Linked DNA regions of Homo sapiens: region 2 is linked to region 1. A link is a loop called in an ENCODE intact Hi-C map of the cell type or tissue named here. Cell type or tissue: heart left ventricle. All regions are shown on one strand. Each heading gives the region's core, and the rest is flanking DNA. Links, peaks and the distances in the headings are about the cores only. Region 1 has its middle 12 kb from the start of LINC02422. Region 2 has its middle 33 kb from the start of H3-5.

Region 1 (2,912 bases), core at 249-2,748:
AATCTCGGCTCACTGCAAGCTCCACCTCCCAGGTTCACGCCATTCTCCTGCCTCAGCCTCCCACGTAGCTGAGACTACAGGCGCCCGCCACCATGTCCAGCTAATTTTGTTTTTTGTATTTTTAGTAGAGAGGGAGTTTCACTGTGTTAACCAGGATGGTCTCGATCTCCCGACCTCGTGATCCACCCGCCTCGGCCTCCCAAAGTGCTGGGATTACAGGCGTGAGCCACCACGCCTGGTTCACCAGGACAAAAATTTTTAAAGGTGTCTGCCCTTCCCTTTCTACCAGGAAGGACCAAAGTTAATCACTGGAGACAACTGTAGATTCTTATCAGCCCAGAGATGACACCAGAGGAATCTACATTTCAAACTTCATTAACTAGCTCTTACCATCTATTAGTTCCCCCATTTAAACATATTTACTTTCCCACAATTTATCACCCTAGAAACTTAAAGTCGTTTTCCTTTGTATTATCATTTCTCTACAAATGTTCTTTCTTATGAAGCTAGAAAAAACTGAGGCATGGTTTAAACGTCAAATAATTTATCTGAGCCAAATGTGAGTGACTGCAGTCTGAAAACACTTCCAGGTTACCTTGAGAAGTGCTCCAGAAATCAAAAAAGAGACTCGGGCCTTAAAAGAAAAAAAGGATGAATCAGGAAAGGGGCGACTAGAAAAGTTGTTTTTCGCTAGGTCTGGGGCTTTGGGGAGGTGGGTTTCCCATTTGCAAAATGGAACTTTAAAAGTCCACGGCACCTAACATTTCCAAGCTCCTCTAAATCTTCCAGGAAGCACAGGAGATGCAGGGCAGATGGGAGCATTCTCATCCTGCAGATAAACAGGCCTGGGGTCAGCTGGGAGGTTGGAAAGGCAGGCACTAGAATACCAGGTACTGGGTGAGTGAAAGCACAGTGTGACCTGGCAAGGGAAGGGGAGGCGAGAGCAAAGCAGTTGCTGTCTCTCCAGTTTCTCCTTCACTAACCACCTCAGCCCAGGGCCTGGAAAGAAAAAGAACTTAAGGACTTCCACAGGCTGAGACTGGATGCTGAAGGTGGACAGTGGCTCACACACCTTCTTGAAGTCAAGTGGCTCCTCCCCTGCCCACCAGATGCCAAGAGGGTCTGTTGGACCCAGACCTGTGGTGACAGCTACAAGAGAAGGAGGAGACACCAAAGTTGAGTTTGCTTTATAAGTGACATTGCAGGCTGGGCTGCAGTGGGGGGGCAGGATGAAGATTCAGGCTGTACTTTTCAAGGGACCAAGGGCTTGGGATCCACATAGGCCTCCCACACCGTCAGATGTCAGCTCCATCAATACTGAAAGACAATAGGAGATGAGGTAGGGAGGGGGTGAGAACGTGGGGAGAGGGAAGGGAGGTGGTGGGAAAGAGAGGAAGGAAGAGGTGAGGAAAGGCAAGGAGGAAAGGGAAGGGAAAAAAAAGTTGTTTTTCAACTATTATGATCAGTGTGATCGTATCTAAAGCAGTCTTGGAGTCAGGAGACAGGCTGTAATTGTTTAAAAGGTGGCCTGTTCCTGGGGACTTCCCAGCTCAGCAGGAAGCAGTCACAGATGTTTTGGCAGTTGTTTAGCCAGGAAGTTCTCTGCTTAAGACATGCGTGGGGTGGCTGGGCGCCGTGACTCATGCCTGTAATCCTGGCACTTTGGGAGGCAGAGGTAGGGGGATTGCTTGAGCCCAGGAGTTCTAAACCAGCCTGGGCAACGTAGTAGGACCTTGTCTCTATAAATAAATAATTAATTTAATTTTTTTTTTAAAAAGACAGGCCTGAGGTCCAAACCGAAATGGCCTCCCGACTCCATTTTATGTGCTTTGACTAACCCGTCACTGTTTCCCTTCATCATTTTGTTAAGATGCTGGACAAGCCCCAGTTCTAGCCACCCTTTTTAGTTACTCATCACTGAATGCTCCCATGTGTATACAGGCAGCACATGTTAAAAAACTTTTTCGGCCAGGCGCGGTGGCTCACGCCTGTAATCCAGCACTTTGGGAGGCCAAGGCGTGCGGATCACGAGGTCAGGAGATCGAGACCATCCTGGCTAACAAGGTGAAACCCCGTCTCTACTAAAAATACGAAAAAAATTAGCTGGGCGTGGTGGCGGGCGCCTGTAGTCCCAGCTACTTGGGAGGCTGAGGCAGGAGAATGGTGTGAACCCAGAAGGCAGAGCTTGCAGTGAGCTGAGATGGGGCCACTGCACTGCACTCCAGCCTGGGTGACAGAGCAAGACTCCGTCTCAAAAATAAATAAATAAATAAATAAAAATAAACTTTTTCTTGGCCGGGCACGGTGGCTCACGCCTGTAATGCCAACACTTTGGGAGGCCGAGGCGGGCGGATCACCTGAGGTTGGGAGTTCGAGACCAGCCTGACCAACATGGAGAAACCCCATCTCTACTAAAAATACAAAATTAGCTGGTCATGGTGACGCATGCCTGTAGTCCCAGCTACTCGGGAGGCTGAGGCAGGAGAATCACTTGAACCTGAGAGGCGGAGGTTGCGGTGAGCTGAGATGGCACCATTGCACTCCAGCCTGGACAACAAGAGCGAAACTCCGTCTCAAAAAATAATAATAATACAAATAAAAAAATAAAAAATAAATAAAATAAAATAAAAACGTTTTTATCTTGTTAATCTGTCTTTTGTCAATCTAATTTACAGGGCCCAGCCTGTAAATCTAAAATGAGTAGAAGGAAAAAGAATTTTTCCCCTCCTGGGCAGAACACTCTTGGGCACGTGAGCCTTGGCTTCTTAACCACATATCTGAGCAGCCAGTGTGGCAGTGGTGAGTGGCAGTGGAGAGACTCCAGGAAGCAGCCATTTCCCTATCCTGGGTGCTTCCTGTTTCTGTCTAATGCTACACATAGTCCATGGTTTCAGTATGTTGTATGTGTTTGA
Region 2 (2,912 bases), core at 188-2,687, 51 kb before region 1:
CATTGATTGATGGGCACTTAGGTTGGTTCCATATCTTTGCGATTGTGAATTGTGCTGCTGTAACCATGCACATGCAGGTGTCTTTTTCATATAATGACTTCTTTTCCTTTGGGTAGATACCCAGTAGTGGGATTGCTAGATGGAATGGTAGTTCTATTTTTAGTTCTTTAAGTAATCTCTACACTGTTTTCTGTAGTGGTAAATGCGTTTGCATTTACTTTACACTCCCATCAGCAGTGTAGAAGTGTTCCCTTTTCACCACATCCATGCCAACATCTATTAGTTTTTGATTTTTTAATTATGGGCATTCTTGCAGGAGTAAGCTGGTATCTCATTGTGGTTTTAATTTGCATTTCCCTGATAATTAGTGATGTTGAGCATTTTTTCATATGTTTGTTGGCCATTTGTATATTTCTTTTGAGAATTGTCTGTTCATGTCTTTTTCCCTCTTTTGGATGGTGTTATTTGGTTTTTTCTTGCTGATTTATTTGAGTTACTTGTAGATTCTCAATACTAGTCCTTTGTTGGATGCATAGTTTGTGAATAATTTCTCCCACTCTGTGGGTTGTCTGTTTACTCTGTTAATTCTTTCTTTTGCTGTGCAGAGCTTTTTTGTTTAATTAGGTCCCATCTAATTATTTTTGTTTTTGTTGCATTTGCTTTTGGGTTCTTGGTCATGAACTCTTTGCCTAAACCAATGTCTACAAGAGTTTTTCTGATATTATCTTCTAGGGCATTTTTATGGTTTCGGGAGTTAGATTTAAGTCTGTGATCCATCTTAAGTTGATTTTTGTGTAAGATGAGAGATGAGGATCCAGTTTCATTCTTCTACATGTGGCTTGCCAATTATCCCAGCACCATTTGTTGAATAGGATGTCCATTCCCCACTTTATGTTTTTGTTTGCTTTGTCGAAGATCAAATAGCTGTAAGTATTTGGCTTTATGTCTGGGTTCTCTATTCTGTTCCACTGGTCCTATGTTCCTATCTTCTTCATACCAGTACCATGCTGTTTTGGTAACCACAGGCTTGGAGTATAGCTTGAAGTTGGGTAATGTGATGCCTCCAGATTTATTCCTTTTATGTAGTATTGCTTTGGCTATGCGGGCTCTTTTTCGGTTCCATATGAATTTTAGAATTTTTTTTCTAGTTCTTTCTTTTTTTGAGACGGAGTCTCGCTCTGTTACCCAGGCTGGAGTGCAGTGGCGCAATCTCGGCTCACTGCAAGCTCCGCCTCCCGGGTTCACGCCATTCTCCTGCCTCAGCCTCCCAAGTAGCTGGGACTACAGGCGCCCGCCACCACGCCCGGCTAATTTTTTGTATTTTTAGTAGAGGCGGGGTTTCACTGTGTTAGCCAGGATGGTCTCGATCTCCTGACCTCATGATCTGCCCACCTCTGCCTCCCAAAGTGCTGGGATTACAGGCGTGAGCCACCGCGCCCAGCTTTTTTTCTAGTTCTGTGAAGAATGATGATGGTATTTTGATGGAAATTGCATTGAATCTGCAGATTGCTTTTGGCAGTATGTTCATTTTCGCAATATTGATTCTACTGATCCATGAGCATGGGATATGTTTCCATTTGTTTGTGTCATCTATTATTTCTTTCAGCATGTTTTGTTTATGTTATTTCTTTCAGCATGTTATTTCTTTCAGCATATTCCTTGCAGAGGCCTTTCACCTGCTTTGGTAAGTATATTCTTAAGTATTTTGTGGCTTTTTTGGTTTTGTTTTGTTTTGTTTTGCTTTTGTTGTTTTGTTTTGTTTTTTCCAGCAATGTTGCAAAAGAGATTGAGTTCTTGATTTGATTCTCAGCTTGGTTGCTGTTGGTGTATAGCAGTGCTACGGATTTGCGTACAGTGATTTTGTATTCTGAAACTTTACTGAACAGGGACAGTTTGACTTCCACTTTATTGATTTGGATGCCCTTTGTTTCTTTTTCTTGTCTGATTGCTCTGGCTAGGACTTCCAGTACTATGTTGAATAGAAGTAATAAAAGTGGGCATCCTTGTCTTGTTCCAGTTCTCAGAGAGAATGCTTTCAACTTTTCCCCAATCAGTATAATGCTGGCTGTGGTGGACTCTTCCTTTCACAAAAGATTTCTCTAGGATGTTATGCTGTTTGATAGCATTTTACTCATAGTAGAACTTCTTTCAAAATTGTAATAAATCCTTTTAAAGGTGCTTTATCAACTAAATTTATGGAATATTCTAAATCCTTCATTATCATTTCAACAATATCCACAGCATCTTCACCAGGAATATATTCCCTCTCAAGAAACCACTTTCTTTGCTCATCCATAAAAAGCAACTCTTCATCCATTAAAGCTTTTTTTAGCATGTGATTGAAGCAATTCAGTCACATCTTTAGGCCCCACTTATAATTCCAGTTCTCTTGCTATTTCCACTACATCTTCAGTTACTTCTTCTACTGAACTCTTGAACTCTTCAAAGTCATCCATGAAGATTAAAATCAATTTCTTCCAAACTCCAGTTCATGTTCATATTTTGACCTACTTACATGAATCAAATGGCACCTAAAATGGTGAATCCTTTCCAAAAGGTTTTCAATCCACTTTGCCCAGATTCATCAGAGGAATCACTATCTGTAGCAGCCATCGTCTTACAAAATGTATCTCTTAGATAAGAAGGCTTGAAAGTCAGAATTGCCCCTTAATTCATGGGCTGCTAAGTGGATATGTTAGGATGCATGAAAACAACATTAACCTTCTTGTACATCTCCATCAGAGCTCTTGGGTGACCAGGAACATTGTCCATGAGTAGTAATATTTTGAAAGGAAGGTTTTTTTTTGGAGCAGTAGGTCTCAACAGTGGGATTAAAATATTCGGTCAATTGGCCAGGTGTGGTGGTTCATGCCTGTAATCCCAGCACTTAGGAGGCTGAGGCAGGTGGATTT

The links. Peaks named below come from ENCODE experiments on the same cell type or tissue, not always from the same donor. Only the 100,000 strongest peaks of a DNase experiment are listed, where the experiment ranks them.
Region 2: it touches region 1 in a loop (2.1-fold over the local background); 7 of 110 quality-filtered maps call a loop at or near these places.

Annotation. Positions count from the first base shown.
Region 1 is chr12:31,873,948-31,876,859 of GRCh38, forward strand. No RefSeq gene overlaps it. Among named protein-coding and RNA genes, the nearest start is that of LINC02422, 12 kb to the right of the region's middle. RefSeq lists an enhancer at 1,468-1,762. In heart left ventricle, for the core only: no CTCF peak of the experiment used is centred there; DNase peaks (open chromatin) are centred at 1,243 and 1,624; H3K27ac peaks cover 1,642 bases.
Region 2 is chr12:31,823,460-31,826,371 of GRCh38, forward strand. No RefSeq gene overlaps it. Among named protein-coding and RNA genes, the nearest start is that of H3-5, 33 kb to the left of the region's middle. In heart left ventricle, for the core only: no CTCF peak of the experiment used is centred there; no DNase peak of the experiment used is centred there.